Regions from separate parts of the Homo sapiens genome. Here region 2 is linked to region 1. A link is an interaction called in ENCODE POLR2A ChIA-PET data of the cell type or tissue named here. Cell type or tissue: PC-9. All regions are shown on one strand. Each heading gives the region's core, and the rest is flanking DNA. Links, peaks and the distances in the headings are about the cores only.

Evidence for each region. ChIA-PET counts read pairs that join two places held together with the same protein. Peaks named below come from ENCODE experiments on the same cell type or tissue, not always from the same donor. Only the 100,000 strongest peaks of a DNase experiment are listed, where the experiment ranks them.
Region 2: POLR2A ChIA-PET joins it to region 1 with 26 read pairs; 2 of 35 experiments call an interaction of 5 or more read pairs at or near these places.

The regions. Positions count from the first base shown.
Region 1 is chr1:28,409,183-28,420,017 of GRCh38, reverse strand. All of the region lies in intron 2 of PHACTR4 (phosphatase and actin regulator 4), which reads right to left. Among named protein-coding and RNA genes, the nearest start is that of PHACTR4, 45 kb to the right of the region's middle. RefSeq lists a silencer at 2,506-2,565 and an enhancer at 9,995-10,054. In PC-9, for the core only: a CTCF peak has its summit at 10,116 (motif pointing left); DNase peaks (open chromatin) are centred at 2,477 and 10,077; H3K27ac peaks cover 1,747 bases.
Region 2 is chr1:29,221,737-29,234,569 of GRCh38, reverse strand. MECR (mitochondrial trans-2-enoyl-CoA reductase) reads left to right here and starts at 3,636. Exons shown (of 10, transcript NM_016011.5): 1 at 3,636-3,839. The coding sequence starts at 3,664. LOC124903887 (a long non-coding RNA gene) reads right to left here and starts at 10,817. Exons shown (of 2, transcript XR_007065564.1): 1 at 9,959-10,817; 2 at 9,754-9,847. RefSeq lists enhancers at 3,625-3,734, 3,259-3,759, 3,760-4,260. In PC-9, for the core only: CTCF peaks have their summits at 3,271 and 3,471; DNase peaks (open chromatin) are centred at 3,589 and 6,919; H3K4me3 peaks cover 2,326 bases; H3K27ac peaks cover 4,051 bases.

The sequences.
Region 1 (10,835 bases), core at 2,323-10,322:
GGGATTACAGGTGTGAGCCACTGCATCTGGCCTAGAGAACTGGTCTTGATCCTATCAAAGTATGTAAGCAATGTTGTAACAGAAAAAAATGAACTAGAAGGATATACACAACATTCGTGGTATGTATGGGTTGTCACTAGACAAAGGTGGTCAAAGGAGACTTTATCTAACAAGTTTTACTTTATAAAATGTGTCTTAATGTTATCAATTTTTAAATCAATTTGGTAGAAATGCAGATGTTGATATTATTTAAGTATTTAAGAATAAAAATACATTATCCTATTCCTAGGGTAACTAAAGCTTTTAACTAGAAGAGTTGAATTTTCCCATCTACAAAGATAAGCAAGCATATCATTTTCGTTCTAGTTTTTGACCTATCAAGGTAATAATTTGTAACTATTTATAGATTAGCCAGGCATGGTGGCTGCTCACCTATAGTCCCAGCTACTCGGCAGGCTGAGGCAGGAGAATCGCTTGAACCCAGGAGGCAGAGGTAGACTTCATCTCAAAAAAAGTGTGTGTGTGTATATATACACACACACATACATGTATCACTTTATATATGTTTTTTACACTATATACACATATATATTTACACTTTATATGTGTGTGTGTATATATATGTGTAAAGTGATAATATATCTACATAATCCTTAGATATTGCAATAAATCCTCTTGGGTCATATTCTTTCAATATATTTATAGATTTGACATATCAAATGGGGACAAAAACAGGCCAGCCACGGTCGCTCACGCCTGTAATCCTGGCACTCTGGGAGGCCGAGGCGGGTGGATTACTTAATTTCAGGAGTTCGAGACCAGCCTGGCCGACATGGTGAAACCCTGTCTCTACTAAAAATACAAAAAAATTAGCTGGGCATGGGGGCGGGCACCAAACAAGCAGAAAACAGCTAGCTATAAATTGGCATGTTAAAAAATGTAACTACTGTACATAGAAAACTTCCCTAGAAAAAAATCATAAAAGTAGATATATCAAAATGTTATTAGTAATTACCAATGGATAGAAAGGTCAAATGATTTAAATTTTTCTCCTTTTTTTATTTTTTGAGATGGAGTCTCTCTCTGTCACCCAGGCTGGTGTGCAGTGGCACAATCTCAGCTTATTGCAACCTCTGCCTCCAGGGTTCAAGCAATTCTCCTGTCTCAGCCTCCCAAGTAGCTGGGACTACAGGCGCACACCATCATGCCCGGCTAAATTTTGTATTTTTAGTAGAGACAGGTTTCCACCATATTAGCCAGGCTGGTCTCGAACTCCTGACCTCAGGTGATCCACTGCCTCAGCCTCCCAAAGTCCTGAGATTACAGGTGTGAGCCATTGCACCTGGCCTTAAAATTTTCTCCTTTATGCCATATTTTCTCATTTTTCTCAAAGAAATATATATTGTTTTTGTAATAAGAAAAAATAATGATTTGTTGGATTTAATCTACATGTAATTTATATAGACTTTCTACAGCTGTATTAAGTGGAATAGAACAAATGTATTTGTTTGTTTGTTTTGTTTTGTTTTTTGTTTTTGAGATGGAGTCTTGCTCTGTCACCCAGTCCAGAGTGCAGTGGCGCAATCTTGAGTCACTGCAACCTCTGCCTCCCAGGTTTAGATGTTTCTCCTGCCTCAGCCTCCCAAGTAGCTGGGGTTACAGTTGCCTGCCACCACGCCCAGCTATTATTATTATTATTTTTTTTTTTTGTATTTTTAGTAGAGTCAGGCTTTCGCCATGTTGGGCAGTGTGGTCTCAAACTCCTGACCTCATGTGATCTGCCTGCCTTGGCTTCCCAATGTGCTGGGATAGGCATGAGCCACCACACCCAGCCGGACAAATGTATTTTTCTACTATCTTTGTCAGCATTTATTTATTTAGAGATAGGGCTGTGCTCTGTCCTCCAGGCTGGAGTGCAGTGGCACAATCTCATTTCACTGCAGCCTTGACCTCCTGGACTCAAGCAATCCTCCCACCTGAGCCTCCCAAATAGCTGGGACTATAGATGTGTGCCACCATACCTGGCTAACTTTTTAAAAGATTCTTGTGTCTTTTTTTTTTTTTTTTTTGTAGGGTCTCCCAATGTTGCCTAGGCTGTTCTTGAACTCCTGGGCTCAAGCAATCCTCCCGTATGGGCCTCCCAAAGGACTGAGATTAGAGGCATGAGCCACTATGCCCAGACTGTCAGCTTTTAGTTATCAAGATTTTGCCAACTTTATAAAATAAACAGGTATACTTTCTTTTTCTCTGCTATACTGATTGATATAGCATTATAGAGCTGTCCCCTCTTATCTGTGGTTTCACTTTCTGCAGTTTCAGTTACTTGTGGTTGACTGCAGTCCAAAGATATAATATGGAAAATTTCTAGAAATAAATAACTTGTAAGTTTTAAATCATGTGCCACTCTGAGTATCATGATGAAATCTCATGCCATCCTGCTCTGTCCTGCCCAGGGGTGAATCATCCATCACCTTGTCCAGCATATCCACACCGTATGTGTTCACTGCCTGTTAATCACTTAGCAGCCATCTCAGTTGCCATATCAACTGTGGCGGTATTGCAGTGCTTGTGTTCAAGTAATCTTTGTTTTACTTATTTGTTCTATTTTATTATTAGTTATTGTTATTAAATTCTTACTGTGCCTAATTTATAATCCAAACTTTATCACAGGTACATATGTATGTATGTATATACAGGAAAAAAACAGTACATATTGGGGTTCAGTATTATCCATGATTTCAGGGATCCACTGGCATTCTTGGTCTTGGTATATCCCCCATAAATAAGGAGGGACTACTGCAATCATCTGCTTCATCAACATGAATTAAATTGTCCACAAAACCCCTGGCCTAATCACATTTTAACACTAGTCTACATAGGATTTTTATTTCTTGAGTTCCTTTGGCAAATTATATTTTCCTAGAAAATTACCCATTTCAGGGGGAAGGAAGGGGGGAACAGCAAAAAAAAGAAAAAAAAAAGCAAGAAAGAAAATTACCAGTTTCATCAGGAATTCAACAGGGTGTCAAGGTAATTCAGTGGACAAAGGAGAATATTTCCAACTTTGTACCATATCTAAAAATTAACTCAAAAAGAATCAACAACTTAAAATAAAACCTAATCTTTGGTTAAGCAAAGATTTCTTCAAGAAAACACAAAAATTATGAACTATAAAAGAGAAAATGGATTAAATTGGATTGCATTACTTTAAAAGCCTCTGAAAGCAAATAGACAAGCCACAGGCTGGAAGAAAACATTTGTATGACATATATCATCGTCTGTCCAGGGTGCATGACACATTGATAAGGGCTCAGTTTGCAGCAATAAATTCAGATGGAAACCAGTCCATGCATTTAGTCAACCTATCCCACTTGCTATGATTTTCTAGGAGTAAGACGTAGTCAGAAGTGATAAAAAGTGGTGAGAGGACACAGGCAATAGTCCAGAATGTCAGCATTACTGCCTTTCCAGGCTTCTACTACTACTACTACAGCTCATCTTTTTCTACTGACAGAAAAAATAATTACATAATATCTGTTATTCAGGTTCACAGAATTTGGTGCCTGTGTACTCTGTTTTCCTTAAGATTGGTAATTCTATCTTATGCAGAAAAATTAAAACCACTGGAAGAAACACATACAGATATGTATTGTGTGTTTACTACTGGGCAGTGGGTAGGATGTAACAGTAAAAACATGTTGACCTTTATACCCCTTCAGGAAATAAGATGACAGAGGATATTTAATATATATTTATAATAATGCTATATTAAATTTCTCATCAAGACCACTAGGAGAAAAAATGGAACTAGCATCAATTTTGGCATCATGTAATACTGGAGGAATTTAACTCCTACACCCTGAGGACCTCAAAACTAATTAAGCTTGTATTTTGTCTTTCATTCTTAAAGAGGAGGGAGGGAAGGACTATGTTACTGGCATATTTTGAGCTTCAAGTGATAACAACATAACATCAAAAATGTTTTCCCATGAACTTTGAAGTGCATTATGTCTTGAGTTTGGCTCCTTGGCAAATGTTCTTAAACAGCTAGAAAAAAACTCCTTTATAGCATCATCATAATAATTCATAAATTCAGATACAGAATAAGAAAAAAATAATTGACTTTGTTTAGGAAATAATAAATTCTATTTGCTACCTTAACAAACTACTTCTCCTATTTCCTATATGATACAAATTCTAATCAAAAGGAGGTATTATCTTATAAATTTGTTTCCAGAATGCCATGCATATGAATAAAGCCTTTGCAACTAGCTTTAAATTCAGAATGCAAACTGATAATCTACATCTCATTAAACAATCACCAAACACACCCAAAAAAGTATTTTCAACAAGTCATGTTCATATTTATACAAGAGAGGGTATATAGAAACTTAATGAAGTATTCAGATGATTTAAAACATTTTGGGAAGGCAATTAGTATGCAGATCCTCCTCCACCTCAAAAATCTTTAGAAGGAAGTCACAACTCAGTACTTTTAAATAAGTGATATGCTAGGGTTTCAGTCCCTTTTGTTCTGGTATGCTCTTGGGAGAATGACTGTTAACTCCATAAGCAGTTGAAAAGGGAGGAAGAAAGCAGAAGCACGAATTAGCTATTTTTGAAAGTAGTGGGGTGTGGAGCATCATGGTAGCACAAATTCTATGCACATCCTCTCTGGATCCTTCCTTCACTCAGCACTTATGTACAGTGTAGCCATGAATTTTTTTCTTTCTTTTCTCTCTCTTTTTTTTTTTTTTGAGACAGAGTCTCGCTCTGTTGCCCAGGCTGGCGTGGAGTGGCGTGATCTTGGCTCACTGCAACCTCCGCCTCCCGGGTTCAAGCAATTCTCCTGCCTCAGCCTCCCAAGTAGCTGGGACTACAGTAGCACGCCATCATGCCTGGGTAATTTTTTGTATTTTAGTAGAGGCGGGGTTTCACCTTGTTGCCCAGGCTGGTCTCGAATTCCTGAGCTCAGGCAAACCGTCCACCTCGGCCTCCCAAAGTGCTAGGATTACGGGGGTGAGCCACCGCGCCCAGCCTAATTTTTTCTTTTAACTGGTAGTATACACCAGTATAGGTTAACAAGTAATACATTCATTGTATTTTATCCAGGTCTCTGAAATGAGATGAAAGGGAGGTGACCTAAAATCAGGAGAAGCAAGGTAAAAGCTGTTTGATTCCTCTATCACTTTCCCTACTCCATGATCTTCAATGTCTGTCCTACACTAACTCTGGCGGAATTTTGGAATCTGTTTTCCAAGAAAGTGTAAAGCAAATGGTCTCTGGAAAGGGGTCGCAAAAGGCAACTGATGGTAGGGATATGGTACAAAAAATGGAAGGGGTTGGGTGCAATGGCTCATGCCTGTAATCTCAACTTTTGGGGAGGCCGAGGTGGGAGAATCACTTGAGCCCAGGAGTTCAAGACCAGCCTGGGCAACATAGGGAGACTGCATCTTTACAAAAAGTAAAAAAATTAGTCAGGCATGGTGGTATGTGCCTATAGTCCCAGCTACTTGGGAGGCAGAGGTGGGAGAATTGTTTGAGCTCAGGAGGTCGAGGCTGCGGTGCTTTTTTTTTTTTTTTTTTTTTTGAGACAGAGGAAGACTGACCCCAAAAAATAAAAATAAAAAAATAAAATGAAAAAGAAAATAAGGCCAGCTGCAGAGGCTCATGCCTGTAATCTCAGCACTTTGGTAGGCCGAGGCAGGCGGATCACCTGAGGTCAGGAGTTCGAGACCAGCCTAGCCAACATGGTGAAACCCTAAAACTACAAAAATTAGCCAGGCAGTGATGGGTGCTTGTAATCCCAGTTACTCGGGAGGCTGAGGCCAGGAGAATCATTTGAACCCAGGAGGCAGAGGTTGCAGTAAGCTGAGATGGCGCCACTGCACTCTAGCCTGGGTGACAGAGCAAGACTCCATCTCAAAAGATAAAAATAAAGTAAAATAAAATACAAATACAAGTAAAATTAAAAATGGAAGAGAATTAAGTGAAAATATGCATAATTAATGCTGAATGCAGCAGTCTCTTCAGTCAGTTTTCTTCACCCCTTACCATCCAAACACAGTGGGAAGACTGTGCCCCTTAGACCCTGATACTGATATGAGAATGTTCATCAACAATAAGGCCAAGAAGCTCACCCAAAGGCAACCTGCCTATACATTTAAAGCTTCTAACTGGCTATTTAGTCCCTCACTTTTAACCATCAGCAGACAGTTAATTATTACTAGACATCAGAGAAAAACTCTAACATAAAAGAAACCAAATCAATATTTAAAAACAATGTTAGGAAAAAAAGAGACTATGCAGGGCAAGGAAAATCTGTTGAAAGAATGAAAGGATAGTATAAAAAGAAACATGCAGAGACTTCAAAAAGACCTCCTGGAGATTAAACTCTAATAGTAGAAAAGAAAAATTTAATAAAAGTAGAAGATAAAGTTGAATAAATCTTGCAGGAAACATATCTAAAGGAAAAAGAAATGAATTAGATAATTATTCCAGGAGGTTCAACATCAAAAAGCTACTGGCAACCAAGACAGAGGAAGACATGAGGGTTTAGGAAACAAAGGAGCTAACACAGGAAAGAAGCAAAGCTGTCAGGAAAATGGAGACTGGATAACCCAGGATGACAGTTGCGTACCACCTCTACAGACTGCAAGGCCACCTGTACACAGACTGGAGCAATGTGACTCAAGAGATATATTGAAAGCTGTCATCACCAATATCTCTGCTGCTATTTATCCTTTTTAAAGCTAAGAACACAGTACCCAGGTGAGCCTGGCCCTCAGCCTGTCTTGACTAAATGCTTATGGATTTCTTCTTTGAACATACTTGATTGCCTAATGAGTTCCAGACTCATTTCGCTCCACAAAAGTTTCTTTAACCCAGCGGTCCCCAACCTTTTTGGCACCAGGGACCAGGTTCATGGAAGACAATTTTTCTACAGACGGGGGTGTTGGGGTGGTTTGGGATGAAACTGTTCCACCTAATCACTGATCTGACAGGAGGTGGAGCTCAGACTGTAATGCTCACTGGCCCACTGCTCACCTCCTGTGGCCCGGGGGTAGTGGTGCAGGGTACTCCTGCTTAGGAGAAACCACAGAGCTAATCACTCCCTCTGACCATATTTCTGTCAAATGTCCAAGACCTAGTCCACACTGAAACCCTGCCCAATACAATCTCCAGGATTAAATCTTAACTTTACTCATGACTTCCATAGAAGGGCCTCTAGGAACCTCAGGAAAATGAAGCAAGTATAATCTGCTGATCTCTGGGGATCCCTGAGATCCTTTCAGAAGTCCAAGAGGTAAAACTAAATACATAAGAATACAAAAAAATTATTTGCCTTTTCCACTGTGTTGACACTTGCACTGATGGTACAAAAGCAATGGTGAGCAAAACTGTTAGCACCTTAACACAAATCAAGGCAACAGCACCAAACTGTAGCAGAAATCATTGTATTCTTCACAACTACACAGTTACAGTGAAAAATAAATTCAACTTTAAGAATGTCCTTGATAAAGCAATAAAAAATATTAGTTTTAATAAATATCAACCCTTTAGTACATATATTTTTATTACTGTTTATGATGAAACAGAAATATGTATAAAGCACATTTGTATACTAAGTATGATGGTTATCTCCAGGAAAGGCATTTGTGTGACTGAGTTGCAAACTGAACTAGACAGTTTTCTTCATGGAATACTATTTTTACTTGAAAGACTGAACAACAAGCTATGTTATTCAAGCTTAGATAGCTGACAGGCATTTTCTCAAAAGTAAGCCTGTCACTAATAAAGAAAATTAACAGTATTTGTTGCTAGTGATAGAATTCAAGCTTTCAAGTGAAATTCCTATTTTGGAAAATTTACATCCAGAATGAGCTTGACAGCTTCCCAACATTTAACATTTTTTTCAACGAGACCAATAGTGATATTAACGAACATGATATTTAAATATTATATAATGAAATGTGTAAGCATCTGTCCAGGTAGAAAAGGTCCTAGAGACCTTAGGTCTATCCTTCTGGTACTTTATTCGTAAAAATCCCTCACTACTTTTATTTCCAGAATACCACAAATAATTCTTTCTTTCTTTCTCTTTCTTTCTTTCTTTTGTTCATTCGTTCTTTCTTTCTTTTGTTCATTCGTTCTTTCTTTCTTTCTTTTGGGTGGTTTCTGTTTTCTTTTTTTCCTTTTTTATGTCATTTTTTACTTCAATAGGTTTTGGGGAATGGGTAGTATTTGGTTACATGAATACGTTCTTTAGTGGTGATTTCTAAGATTCTGGTGCAACCATCATCCAAGCCGTGTACACTGTACCCAATGTGTAGTCTTTTATCTCTTTTTCAATATTTCTACTTAATTATTAGCTAACTTGATTATAACAAAATTCTCACTCCACCAAAAGAAACAAACTCATTTTACATCCTCAATTCTTTTCTTTGTCAAATGACACTGAGTACACCAAATTCTTATCATATGTATATGTGTGTATATGTATAGTAAACAACTAAGAAAAAAATCATTATAACATTTAGAAGGAAAAATGGAGACAGAGGAGAATGGTAGTTAAATATGAGTCATTTCTGTTTTCCTATAAACTCCATATTATGATTGAATGAATGTTAATTTACAAATTCCAAGATTTAAATAAGTGTTTAGAAAAAAATAATCTCAGGCCGGGCTCACACCTGTAATCCAAACACTTTCGGAGGCCGAGGCAGGTGGATCATCTGAGGTCAGGAGTTCAAGACCAGCCTGGCCAATATGGCGAAATCCCGTCTCTATTAAAAATACAAAAATTAGTTGGGTGTGGTGGCAGGTGCCTGTAGTCCCAGCTACTTGGGAGGCTGAGGCAGGAGAATTGCTTGAACCCAGGAGGCGGAGGTTGCAGTGAGCCGAGATCACACCATTGTACTCCAGCCTGGGTGACAGAGCAAGACTCCACCTCAAAAAAACCCCCAAAAAACAAAAACAAACCAAAAAAATAAAAATAAAAAATAATCTCAGCCGGGCATGGTGGCTCACGCCTGCAATTCCCGCCACTTTGGGAGGCCACGGCGGGTGGATCACCTGAGGTCAGGAGTTCAAGACCAGCCTGGCCAACATGGTGAAACCTCATCTCTACTAAAAATACAAAAATTAGCTGGGCATGGTGGCAGGTGCTGGTAATCCCAGCTACTCAGGAGGCTGAGGCAGGAGAATCACTTGAACCCGGGAGGTGGAGGTTGCAGTGAAGTGAGACTGTGCCATTGCACTCCAGCCTTGGCGACAAGAGCAAAACTCCGTCTCAAATAAAAAAAAGAAAAGAAAAAGAAAAAAATAATCTCACTAGCACAGAACCCAAATTTCTACCTATCTTAGTAAACAATCAAAAGCACATTTCACTTTATGCCTCAATTGACTACTGGTCAACTATAACTTCTATAGCAACTCTCACGTTGATACTCCCTAGAAAATTTAAGTTATATTTAAGGTTAATTTCAGTTTAATTTAATTGTTTAATAATAAATTTGATTGATAAGATTATATTAAAATTTAGGTTATGTTTACTTAAGTGAAGCAAGGAGGTCACTCAGAATGAAAACTTAGGTTTCCAGTACAAACCTACGGAGTTGTCATGTATTATTCTAGTTTATCATATGGTCATGTTCTTTAGAATTTGTCACCAGACTACTATAATAAAACTCAGTTTACCAAATTCTTCAAGATTTAACCTGGTAATGAAGCTACAAACTTTAGGAATAAGTGGCTGGGCACGGTGGCTCACGCCTGTAATCCCAGCACTTTGGGAGGCCAAGGTGGGCAGATCATGAGGTCAGGAGCTCGAGATCATCCTGGCCAAGATGGTGAAACCCTGTCTCTACTAAAAATACAAAAAATGAGCTGGGTGTGGTGGCACGTGCCTGTAGTCCCAGCTACTCGGGAAGCTGAGGCAGGAGAATGGCTTGAACTCGGGAGGCGGAGATTGCAGCGAGCCCAGATCACCCCACTGCACTCCAGCCTGGGGACACAGCGAGACTCTGTCTCAAAAAAAAAAAAAAAAAAAAAAAAAAAAAAAAAATTTATGAAGAAGTACAGACTGCCCTCTTGTGTTCAAACTAAGGATGGATCTAATTGATGATGGATCTAATTGATGAACTAGGCATAATCCTAAAAACTACTCTTCAGGGGGGAAAGAAAGCCAAGGTCCTAAAGAAATTATCTAAGGTCGTTAAAAGCAGAAAAATTCTGATATTACAAAGTAATAAAGGGCAGTCTTCTCAAAGCAAGACAAAAGCTCTTAATCTGAGCCAGATGATTGCTAGTACTAGTAGCCCAAAAAGCCTAACCTCAGTTAGTATTATATAGTAGTATTTTTACTATACTTCCTCAAGCTGCACTGGCATAAAAAGGGATTCAGACTTCTTTCCGTGTGATGAAGGATCAGAAAATGCTTGAATCGGATGCTTCCTCCAGTACGCTGAAATTAAACAAGTAAAACTGCCTCTGATTTCTTTTTTTTCTTTTTTGCTAATGTGTATTTTAAAATGAAAAGTACTTCCTAACTAGTCTTCCTAGTCAATGTTATGGTTTCAAAAAATCTGATATCCTAAGACATATCTCTCACTTTGAAATGAGCATCAGTTAAAAATAGGGCCAGGAGTGGTGGAGTATGCCTGTAGTCCTAGCTACGTGGGAAATATGCATAATTAATGCTGAATGCAACAGCCTCTTTACTCAGTCTTCTTCACCCCTTACCATCCAAACACAGTGGGAGGCTAAAGCAGGAAGACTGCTTGAGCCCAGGAGTTCAAGGATGTAGCATGCTATGATTGCTTCTGTGAATAGCC
Region 2 (12,833 bases), core at 2,148-10,147, 810 kb before region 1:
TGAGGTTCAACCCTAAGAGTAATTAATGGGAGGCCACTGAAGTGGAGTAATTAAGCAGAGGAGTAATAAGGAGTAATAAGTTCTGATCTCTGGGTTTTTTTTTTTTTGTTTTTTTTTTTTTACAGCTCCAGCTATAAAGACTGCTGAAGTAGGGAAAGCCATGGGCAGATGGGTCTGACCACTGGGCAGTGACACTGAACAAAGCGTAGGAGTTCAAGGTATATGTAGGCCCTCCCTGTGCCCTGCCCCTCCTAGCTGGCTTCATGCTGAGATGGACACACCTTGAAGCTGCCCTGGGGCTGGAGGAGGTATCGCTGGGTTGAGAGTTCCTGGGCTCTTGGTCTCCTCTCTTGTGAGAGCTGATGAGCTCCACACTGAGTTAGGAAAGGGACCAAAAGACACAGCAGGCAAGAATTAGACACAGATAATTAAATAGGGAGAGGGAGGCAGAAGCAAGAAGAAACCAAGGGGAAACCTTAGGGAAGAAACTAAGATACAGAGACGCTGGAGCAGAGAGGAGCCAGAGAGGCCCACCCAGAAAAGGAAACTCAAGGAGAGAAAACCAGTGAACAGAAGAAACAACCAAGGGTGCTGTTTGCAGAGGGCTCTTGAGAGAGCCTCAAAATAGGAGTTTTACCAGTGATCCCATTTTACGGGTGTGGAAACTGAGGTTCAGAGAGCATATGACACTTGCCTAAGGTGACACAGCTAGTAAATAGACGGCGGGCCCTAGATTTGAACCCAGATCTGACTGATTCCACATCCCTTTGCCCTTTGTGCAGGGGAAGATGGCAGAGACTATAATGGAGGGAGAAAGAGAACACAAGCAACAGGTAGACAGATGAGAAGAGGACTTTCTGCTTTACTTTTAAAAGACCACAAACTTCAGCCGGGCACAGTGGTTCACACCTGTAATCCCAGCATTTTGGGAGGCAGAGGCGAGGTCAGGAGTTTGAGACCAGCCTGACTAACATGGTGAAACCCTGTCTCTACTAAAAAAAAAAAAAATACAAAAATTAGCCAGACGTAGTTGCGGGCACCTGTAATCCCAGCTACTCAGGAGGCTGAGGCAGGAGAATTGCTTGAACCTGGGAGGCGGAGGTTGCAGTGAGCCAAGATCGCGCCATTGCACTCCAGCCTGGGCAACGAGCAAAACTCTGTCTCAAAAAAAAAAAAAAAAAAAAAAAAAGACCACAGACTTCTATAATCCTTGAGAGAAGAAGGAAGAAGGAAATTCCTGGCCTGGAGTGACCAGCCCAAATCTAGGGAAAAGGAGATGGCACCACAGACCGTTCTAGGCCATGAGGAAATTCAATTACCTGCAACTCATGGAATATTTATGACACCTACCCTGTGCCAGGCTCATATCGGGTGCTGGTGTTATGGAGATAAACCAAACATGGCTCCAGTCTTGCCTGGAGGGGAATAAATAAGAGACGATGTACTAAAGGCCATAACACAGCTCCAGGGAAAACACAAAGGCAGCAGCAGATGACCTAGGGAGTTTTGAAACATCAAAGAAATGACATCTGAACCTGGAGTTTCCGAGGCAGGGAACAGCATTTCAGGCAGAAGGAGTGGCCTGAATAAAGGCACAAGACACACTGGGGAAGACGGGTATCAGATGCAGCTGGATCACAGGCTATGCACGGTCCAACAGGAGAAGATGAAGCTGGAAATGCAGTGTGGGAGTCAGAGTGCAAAGAATCTTGAATGCAAGTCCAGGAAATTGGACTTGAACCCCTCAGTCAGTAGTTCTCAAACTATGCCCCTGCAAGAACCCAGATGGCCTAGACTAAAAGTGAGGGCTATTGGGATGCACAGGAGGCTAAAGTCCAGCCCCAAGGAGGAGGACTTGCTGGATGATTCTTCAGGCTTCCTGACTGGGCTCCCCAGAAATTCAGAGGAGCCAATTTGGTGAAGAAGAGAATGTCGACATCTCAATGTCACCTAGGGAGTCTTACAACAGAAGGTTACGTTGTACTTCCCAGTTCAAGTAAGCCTATGTGTCACTGGGGAAAAGGGTAAGCAGGACTGGTCATCGTGTGTGTGCTGGCACATAAATGTGGGGCCAAGCCTTTCCCCCACCATGGGACACCAACTTTCTCTAATAATAAAAACAAGTACAGACATTTAGTGAGCACATACTATAAGCCAGACCCTAGTCTGAGGGTTTTATGTGTGATATTTCTCATTTAATCACAATAACCCCCGATAATATTTATCAAATGCTTCCATGTGCCAAGCATTGTACTAAATGCTTCAAGTGGATAATATCTCACTTGACCCTCACAACAATCTTGAAACAGATAACTAGTATTCCTTCCATTTTAAGAGTAAGAAAGTGAAGACACAGAGAGGCCTGGTGACTTGTCCGAAATCAAATGGCTGGAAAATGGCAGAGCTAGGACATAAAGCCAGGTTTGTCCAAATCTAGCTCACAGTACTTTGCTGTGCTCTCTTCCTCAGAGGAAAGGCTTGGAGATGGCAAGCTTCAAGTCAATAAAATCCAGGAAAGGAACTCTTCCTTATCCTTCAAAGCCCTGGCTCAGTATCTTAAAACCTGTTTCCTGGGACACCTGCATCAGAATATTCTTGGGAGCTTGTAAGGATGTAGATTCCTGGAACCCCCATCCGCAAGATTCTAATTCAGTAGGTCTAAGATGGGACCTCGGATTATTTTTATGCACACAGAAGATTTTGAATCACAGGGCTGGCTCTAACAGCACCTCCTCCAAGAGCCCCCACCCCATCCCACCCCATCCCAGAGCACTTCTCTTCAGACTACAGCATTGCACTCTGGCACGAGCCACAGCTCGATCTGGGGTTTTAGTAATGTTCATGTCTTCCCTACACCAAAAATCAGACTAGATCCTTCATAGGGCTACACCTTTTTACAGGCATTTCCAGTGTTCCACTTAATCCCTTTCTACACTGTGAGCATTTTGAGAGAGGACCCTTCTCCTTGTGATTCCTGTCTTACATCTGAACAGAGTTTTTTACAATGCGTTCTCCCACCCACAATAGCATTCCTCTATTATTTCATCCAATCCTCACAACAATCCGGAAGGAGGCATATTATCCCCATTGTACCGATGAGAAAAATTCAGAGTTTCACCTGCCCAAGGTGGCCAAGCTAGGAAGTGGCAGGGCTAGGATTTGAACCTAAGTTTTCTAACTCCAAGCCCCATACTCCTGCCTCCACAGCAGCTTTCGTGTACTCTCCTCAGTGTAGGGAAGTAAGCTTTGCCTCCCTATGCCGTTACATGGTAGTGGTGATTAAATGAGATAATACCTTAAAGAGCCTGGCTCGGTGAGCACTCAATATATTATGTGAAGGGTAAACTGAGGCCAGGGAGAGTAAATATTTCCTCCAAATCAAACACCAAACTGCAGGCTGTAGACACGACTTTGGACTAGCCCCAGACTCTCCTTGTTGAGACAACAGCTTTGGCGGCCTCGCAAGCTCCGCACCCCCGGATCCCTCCGGGGCCCACACGCAGTCTAGCCAGGCGCCACCACTTGGGCAGCGAAGGAAGGAAACGCCCTTCAAAGGGACCAAGGGGGAGTGGTCACCCGGCGGGGCAGGGGCGGGGCGCAGGCGCGCGGTCGCTGGAAGATGACGTAGCCGGGGCGTCAGGCTCTGTGTTGGTTGGAGCGAGCATGTGGGTCTGCAGTACCCTGTGGCGGGTGCGAACCCCCGCCCGGCAGTGGCGGGGGCTGCTCCCAGCTTCTGGCTGTCACGGACCTGCCGCCTCCTCCTACTCCGCATCCGCCGAGCCTGCCCGGGTCCGGGCGCTTGTCTATGGGCACCACGGGGATCCAGCCAAGGTCGTCGAGTAAGAGACGGCGCCGAAGCCGGGGAAGGGGACTGGGGTTTCTGGAAGGCTTTAACACGAGCTGCGGACTGGGAAGAGAGGGACAGGGTCCGAGGAAGGGGGCAGAGAATAGCAAACCGAAGCCGAAGCCCAGGGCGTTTTTGGTAGGTCAGAAAGACCGTACTTGAAGGTAGCTGAAGACCCGAGAGGCAATTATCAGGGTATTAATGGCTGATGTTTATTGATCGAATATTGTGTCAGGCAATCCCTTGTTTAAATGGATGCTCTCATTTAATTGTCACAACAATGTTTTGGGGTAGTTATTGATTTATCCCCATTTTGCAGATGAAAACTGAGGCAGAAGAGGTAAAATCACTCGTCCAAGGTCACACAGCCAGTAAGTGACAGGGTCAGAATTCCAACCTATGTCTGACTGACCTGCGTGAGTTCTTACTATTATTATTATTATTTGGAAGAAGTTTTCAGAATACTTTTACATCCATTTGGATCTTCATGTGTCAGTAAAGAGTAGGTCATAGATCATTGTTTCCAGAGGGCAAGGGACTTGCCCAGAGTGATACCGCTAATAAGTGATTGGAACAGGAGACTGGAATCCATGGCTTCTGATTCCAAACTCATGTTTCTCTCCACTGCACCGTATATGCATCTTGGCTTGGTTAAAAAGAGCTGCTTTGGTGCCATACAGACCCAAGTATCTATATTTGGTCAAATACAGGCTCAACGTCTTAGTAGCTGTTTGGTCTTAGAGAAGTCATTCAACTTCTCGTTACTTTTATGACTTTGTCCTCCTCCTAAAATTCTGTTGGATCTTAATTCATGCTTTTTGCACGTGGTTGATAAAAATAGTATGTCAGTTGCCAACCATTGTAAATCTGCACATAAATAGCCATTCAGAAGGGCTATTGGGGCCACTGAAGTGGAGCTAAAGCAAAAGCACAGGTCTGGGAATCAAAATACTTGGGGTCAAATCCTTGTCCTAGCTTTGCATTTGGCAAGTTACTGAGGTTCTCTGAGCCTCGGTTTCATCATCTTAAAAAATGGAGACAGTACAGACAAAGTTCATAGTGGTAATCACCTAAGATCTATGTAGTGCTCTCCACCAAAAAACACCTGCATACTCTTGTGCAGTACCTTCTTTTTAACTCTTTGATTCCCAGCAAATAGTTTGATTATTTTCCAAAGGATGGGCAAATGTGGTATTACTTTAATGGTTAAAATTCAGGCTAGAGCTGGGCACGGTGGCTCACGCCTGTAATCCCAGCATTAGGGAGACTGAGGCGGGTGGATCACCTGAGGTCACGAGTTCTAGACCAGCCTGGCCAACGTGGCGAAACCCCATCTCTACTAAAAATACAAAAAAATTAGCCGGGCTTGGTGGTGGGCACCTGTAATCCCTGCTACTCAGGAGGCTGAGGCAGGAGAACCGCTTGAACCCAGGAGGCGGAGGTTGCAGTGAGTCGAGATTGCGCCACTGCACTCCAGCCTGGGCAACAGAGCGAGACTCTGTCTCAAAAAAAAAAAAAAATCAAGCTAGATGTTTTGACAGGTGGTGAGGATAAGCCTCAGATAAATTCAAGGTCATCCAATCAGCCTAGCCACATCCCGCATTATAGAAACGAAAAGAATGTCAAGAAGACACATCAGTCAGTAAACTCCAAATTGTATGTTGATCGTAGGTAATAAAGCATTGTGTCAGGGAAGACATCTCACTAAGGACTGCGTTGTAAGGAACTGGTACAGCTCTGATGAACACTCCTCCATTTCCAGGAATGTACCCCAAATGAGAACCATGTAGTGTCTCTCCCACGGACTTGTAGTTTGTGTCTGCAGCAGGACCTGCCACAAAACAGGTGCTCCTAAAATGTTAGTTCAATCTAAATCTAAATTTCCAAAAAAAGTGAACCTTTTATTAAGTTCTGCTGTGGTGATGAGGAAGGCCTGGGAAAGTTCAGCTGAATGCAGTTGCCTCCTAATTGATTCCCTCCTCTTGGAGAGCCAGAGAAGCTGGAACAGACCGGTCTGTTTGCAGATGCCACTTAGGAAAAAAAAAAGCTTCTATTATGTCCTTCTGTGGAACTTCAGTAATTTCCCTCTAGTTCAAAACATGATACTTCCAACCGGGCGCGATGGCTCATGCCTGTAATCCCTGCACTTTGGGAGGCTAACATGGGCAGATCATGGCGAAACCCTGTCTCTACTAAAAATACAAAAATTAGCTGGGCATGGGGGTGCAAGCCTGTAGTTCCAGCTACTCGGGAGGCTGAGGCAGGAGAATTGCCTGAACTGGGAGGCAGAGGTTGCAGTGAGCCGAGATCGCGCCATTGAACTTTAGCCTGGGTAACAGAGCAAGACTTCCTCTCAAAAAAAAAAAAAAAAAGATACTTCCACAAAGCATTATATTCAACTTTGGCTTCACAGCACAGTCACCATTTGTAGTGCTTTTATTTTTTGTATTTGCCCACATAAAATATCAGACAGCTTTTATTTTATATATATATTTATTTATTTATTTATTTATTTTGAGATGAGATCATGCCATGTTGCCCAGGCTGGTCTTGAACTCCTGGGCTCAAGGGATCCTCCCACCTCAGCCTCCTGAGTAGCAGGGATTGCAGGTGTGTACCACCACACCCAGCTTGACCTGTAGTGCTTTTAGAAACTACCGTATGTATTCCTAGGCCCCACTCCTGAGGTACTTAGTAGGTCTAGGATGGCTTGGAGCTTCTGTTTTTTTCAAAGCTCTCCAGGTGACTCTGCTGCCCAGGCCAGGCTTGAGAACCACTGCCTTGTGGATACAGATTGTCAGACAAGCAGTAATTCTCTCCGTGCTCCAGAAGGGCAACTTTACTTTCTGACCCAGATTCAGGCGGCTTTACTTGTTCTCGTATGGACTGAAGCCAGAGACTGGGATTCTCTTTGTAGTCATGTCTTACAAGGTTTAGGGTAACCACACTGTCACAGAAAGAATCAGGTGTCCTTTACACATCCTGGTAACTGGCTGTCTGGGTCAGGTTACACCAGGTAGGGGTCATGGGACTACCTAGAGTCTGAACAGAGCATTGTCAGAACTAGTGTGGTTTGTGATGCTTGCGCTGTGGGCCACACCTCTGCAAGCAGGAGGGAAGGAATGAGGAACAGCCTTCTCAGGTCTGAATCCTCAAAAGGAGGCCTCCAGGTTTCTCCTGTTCTCACGTCCCTGTTTTCATTCCTGTTGGCCTCCAAACATTGCAGCTGTTCTCTCCTAAGCCATTTTCCCCTGTTGCTTAGTTTCTTTCCCTTTCTTCCAAAATGGGATTCCCTAAATAAGTATTTGGGCCTTTTTTATTTAAAAGATTAAACTGTAGATCTAAGTAAAGTAAGACTGTGCAGAAGAATGACAAACATTTGAGAAATTTCAGAGTTCTCCATAGCCACTGTCCCTTGTGCAGAGTTCTAGATTCCCTATCAGATAGTTCCCAGAAACCCAGGGGCCAGGCATGGTGGCTCATGCCTGTAATCCCAGCACTTTGGGAGGCCGAGGCGGGCGGATCACCAGAGGTCAGGTGCTCGAGACCAGCCTGGCCACATGTCGAAACCCTGTCTCTACTAAAAATACAAAAATTAGTCGGGCACAGTGGTGCATGCCTGTAATCCTAGCTACTCGGGAGACCGAGGCAGGAGAATCGCTTGAACCCAGGAGGCAGAGGTTGCAGTGAGCTGAGATTGCACCACACCACTGCACTCCAGCCTCAGCGACAGAGTGAGGCTGTGTCTCAAAAAAAAAAAAAAAAAAAAAAAAGATAGTTCCCAGAAACGCTTAGTTCTTCTCTTGCCTTCTTTTTTTCCTGAAAGTCCGCTCAGAACTTTGCCATTCTCTGGATCTTCTGGTGAAAACAGCTTTCATTTATTGTATACCTGCTGTATAGCAAGCATTGGACTAAATGCTCCCTGTATATTACGGGGTTTTAAAATCAAAACACTCCAGTTTGGTTATTATTACTTCCACTTTACAGATAAGGAAATTGAAGCTCAAGTAGATTGAAAGGCACTTATCCGAGATCTTACAGCTAGGATGCCCCTTCTTTATTAAAAGTCCTTGATATAGACATAGGCCTGAGGAAACAACAGCAGTCACCTCAAATGATTTCTTCAAATAAACTTTTTTAAATATTTTAAATAAAAAATATAGATGGGGTTTCACCATGTTGCCCAAGATGATCTCAAACACCTCAGCTCAAGCGATCCTTCTGCCTCAACCTCCCAAAGTCTCAAATGATTTTTGAGAATGAGATGGACTATAAAATTGGGAAAAAGGTCAGAAGAGAAGGTGAAATTGTAGGTCATTCAGGTAACCCCAAATTTCTACGCTGTAGAAAGGGCAGCCCCAATCCTGGGAAAGTTTAGAAATACCATTCTCTGTCTCCTCCCCTTTTCAGGATCCCGAGGCTTTTGTAAAACAGCATCCTGATCATCTTGGCTTTCTCACCTGCCTGCTGCTAGTACAACAATGAAACTAAGCTGGAGCTGGAAACCCGTGGACATATACCCGTTCTGTCTTTTTTTTTTTTTTTTTTTTTTTTTTTTAGATAGAGCCTGGCTCTGTCCCCCAGGCTGGAGTGCAGTGGTGCAATCTCGGCTCACTGCAACCTCCACCTCCCAGGTTCAAGTGATTCTCCTGCCTCAGCCTCCTGAGTAGCTGGGATTACAGGCGCGTGCCACCACACCCAGCTAATTTTTGTATTTTTAGTGAAGACAGGGTTTCGCCATGTTGGCCAGGCTGGTCTTGAACTCTTGACCTCAGGTGATCCACCTGCCTCAGCCTCCCAAATTGCTGGGATTACAGGCATGAGCCACGGCACCCGGCCTACCCATTCTGTCTTAAGCCAGATGGACTTTGGAGGAGCAGGTAGTGGGGCCCCAGTCTGTCCATTCTCACTATAGGGCACTGTTTACTCTCAGGAATTTCTTCTTTTTACAGTTAATATAAAGCAAAACTGCAGGTGACTTGATTTTTAAACCCACATTTTAGTACTTTGGGGAAAAAATAGCATTTTGGGTTTGGTGCTCTGTTTAGAGCTCTTTATTGTGGTCATGAATGGAGTGGGAACAGAAGGCATTGATATAGTAAGTTGGCCAGCATGTATTCTTTGAGAGTTTACTGAGTGCAAGGCACTGAGGGTACAGAGTTGAATCTGTTGTGGTCGTTGCCCTCAGAGCCTCACAGCCTAATCCAGGAGAAAGGCCGCCATAGTCCAGTGGGGTAAATGCTGTGATGGGATATGTTCAGAGTCCTGTGGACACCCAGAAGGGGGTTACCTAACCCCCTCGGGTTAGTCAGAGTGTTCTCTGAAGAGACAGGGTGTAAACTGAGTGCTCCAGAGATCCGGTGAGCAGTGTATGAGGAGAGAAAGTGGGGAAATGTCCCAAGCAGAGGAACCTGCATGTGCAGAGACCCCGAGGGAAGAGAAAACATGGTGTGTGTGATCAGTCCGTATTTGTTGACTGCCTACTGTGCACTCATGTAATCCTGTGAGAAAGGTGTCTGCTGAAACCAGCTCAGAGGGGACTACCCTTAGATCACAGGGCTCAAGCTTAAGCGGATTCCACATCCTATAACTCATACATTACCTTCCATCTGGCCTTTAGACTAGGCTGTGGAGTTTAGGGCCAAGCCCTGCTACCCTGGTTTTCTCACTGTTGCCTCTGAAGGTGAAAGCTGCAGGCACACCCCCTAGGAATCACACAAAAGACTGGGGTTTTCCCTCCGTCCAGAGAGTCCGGGAGGAAAGCTGCCCCTCGGAGCCACTCCAAGTTGTCTCTTGCCCTCTCCTAGCAGCTCTCTGGGATGAACTGGCCTTTCCCACCCTGGGTGAGGTGGGAGGGGTCCTCATTTTAGAGAAGGAAAAGCAAAGATGACACAAGGTGAACCTGTGACTTGGGATGTTTCTTGCCTGTGTTCCAGTCCCACCTCTGCCACTAATTATGGCAGTGAGGAAATCACGTTAGTCTCCAATTATCTTCAGTTACTCCTTGATAAAATGAAGAGAGTGACCAAGGTCAGCAGTGGTAAATATGGGTATGTGTGCTGTCCCCATGCAGACCTTCACAGTCCCTTTCTGTAGACCTCAAAACCTACACACCTCTTTATCACATTCTCCCCAGACAACGCTCTTCCTGCCAAGACAAGACGGGCCCTCAACATCCTTCTCAGCATAACACTGCAGCCATGGAAATTATCATGAGACGTGAATCCTCTTTGCTCCAACAATTGTCCGGCTGTGACAATTCTAGGAAAGTAACACAGGCATTGACTGCCTGCTCACCAATGGTTGTTCCAGCAGCCTCCAGGGAGCAATGATTTTGTTTGAAATCTGGGATCCTGGGCACAAGATGTTACCAAGGACCCCCTCTTGGCCCTTGGTTCATTACACAATCAATAGCCCTCCCAGCCTCCAGCCAGACAGGAGCTGCATGGTTGTGTTTTTACCTGTCAAAGAGATCCAAGCAGCTTGCAGGTAGGGACTGTGCCCCCAAGAGTTGGTCCTCAGCAAGTTGAGTGACAGACTGCAACTCCCTTGTAGTGGAGTTTCCCTGGTGTCAGCAGATGTAGCATATCATGGGGCCTGCAGACTTTCTGGTCCTCTTAGTTTAGGGTAAGTAGGGGATTGAGAAGGTTTCTTTGCCAACTGGGTAGAAACTTCCAGAAGTTGCCCTAAGTCTCTGATTCCTTCAGTTCAAAACAATTGTGCTAAAGAGCCAAAAAATGAGTCCTGAATGGTGGGAGTCCTGGAAGCCGTAAGAGGTGCAGGGAGGGTGTGGCTGTGTCCAGCACACCAAACCACCTGGAACAAAGGAGCTTTGCTCAGGCAAAGGAGCTCTCCCCGAGAGCCCAGGACTCCCTTAGTTCCCTGGGAGCCAGGCCCTTACAAGCTGCGAGCTGAGGAACTTCATTCCTTCACAATTGCCTAGTTGTGCCCTGCTTATTAATTATTAGTCAAATCCCAGAACAATGTACCTAGCACACCAGGCATTTCACTGAATCACAGAAGGCAGTTTGGTGACCAGGGGACCACAGACAGACTGGGGAGGACCACAGGAGGGTCAGTTACATTCACCCGGTGCCCTGTGATGACACAAACGTTCTTGATTCTGTACTAAGTCGGTGCCCTGTGATGACACAAACATTCTTGGTTCTGTACTAAGTAGACGAGAAAGTCTCTGGCCAGTGACAATTTCTCCCTACCTCTTCTTCCTGCTCAAAATGATATTGACCGTTTGATGTGATTGAGTAAAAGATGAAAGATAAGTACAAATGATTGCTAATTAAATGTGGAACGCAGGAAAGATATCTCAGCAGAGCTAGCTAATGCCCACCTTACACAGCAAGTATAACTGTGCCAGTCCCCAGGGTACTGGCCTCTTTTCCCCCCTCTCAAAAGGCTCTTTCTTCTGCCTGCTTTTGTCTCCCTTGTACTTCATATGGCATCACAGGTGTACAGCCTTGGCCTCAAAGGAGCCATTGTGACCTTATCCAGGCTGGGATCTGTTGATTGAGGACAGTGGCATCCCCTCGAGTTGCATGGCGCCATTACATTCACGGAGGACGTGAACGGTATGGGGGAAGCAATTTGAGATCTAGCCAGGCTGGGTTGGGTGCCTCATTTGTACTCCAAAACATAGCCACTGTTTCCTTTGGTGAGTTTTGTTTGTTTGTTTTTTTAAAGAACAGGGAAGAAATTGCTATCATTACACTAGAGGTTTAACTCTTGGAATTCAGACTTGGTCCCTGTTTTCCCTCCTGTCTCAGCAGAATGGTATCCTTGACAACATGGTTAGCACTGTCTGCAGGAACAGCAGTGTCTGTGGTATTGATGGCATTCCCTGGGGCAGGCCAAGGCTGGCCTCCCTGGTGAGAGGCAGCTGGACCCCCCCACCCCCAGGCTTGCAGCAAATGTGGGGCCAGCCCCCGACACCATCCACCTGTGTTTGCAGCTTCAACTTAACTTCCCATCTCCTAAACCCTCACCCCTGCTTGGCCCTCTTCACTCTCCTTCTCTCCCACTTCAGTGAATCTCAAATGGCAGAGCTGCTGGGCTTCCCAGAAGACAAAGAAGAGAACGAGGGGCCCAGAGCATCGTTTCTCAAACTGCTGTTTGGGGCAGGCTGTGCTGTGAAAATACTGTAATGTTCCCAGCCCACATTAAATCTGGAAAGCTCTGGATGACACAGGCCACATGGGTTTCTTTATTCCGGGACTTCTCAGAGCCTTTATGACTAACGTGTAGTCAGAATCTTAGAAAAGGGGCTTAGTAGGCAGCATTTCCCAAACAAATTGGATCGCAGGAAATACCTAACAGCCAGGTGCAGTGGCTCACACCTGTAATCCCAGCATTTTGGGAGGCCCAGGCGGGTGGATCATGAGGTCAGGAGTTTGAGACCAGCCTGACCAACATGATAAAACCCTGTCTCTACTAAAAATACAAAAAAAAAATTAGCCAGGCGTGGTGGCACGCACCTGTAATCCCAGCTACTCAGGAGGCTGAGGCAGGAGAATTCCTTGAACCCGGGAGGCGGAGCTTGCAGTGAGCCAAGATTGTGCCACAGCACTCCAGCCTGGGCGACAAAGCGAGACTCTGTCTCAAAAAAAAGAAAAGAAATACCTAACAGTATCTCCAAGAAAAATTCAGCACACACAGCGTAGTGAATGCTGGTGTAGGGTTCAACAGCCTGCATTTTGGAGTCTAGCTTAAGATCAAGACTCTTGAGTAAATTATTTCTCTGAGCCTCAGTTTCCTTTCCATTAAATTTGGGTGATACCACCCTCCACATAGGCATTTTGAGGACTGAACGGCAGTCAGTCCTCATGTATATAAAATGTTAAGCATACTTGGAGCTCAGTAAGCCATCGACATAAGTTGTCATTTCATTGTTCAGTGAAATCACCCAGAATAAGTTTTTCGACTCTCCTAGACTCCACCCACCCAGCCAACTCACAGTTCTGTATGTCTAGCCCTG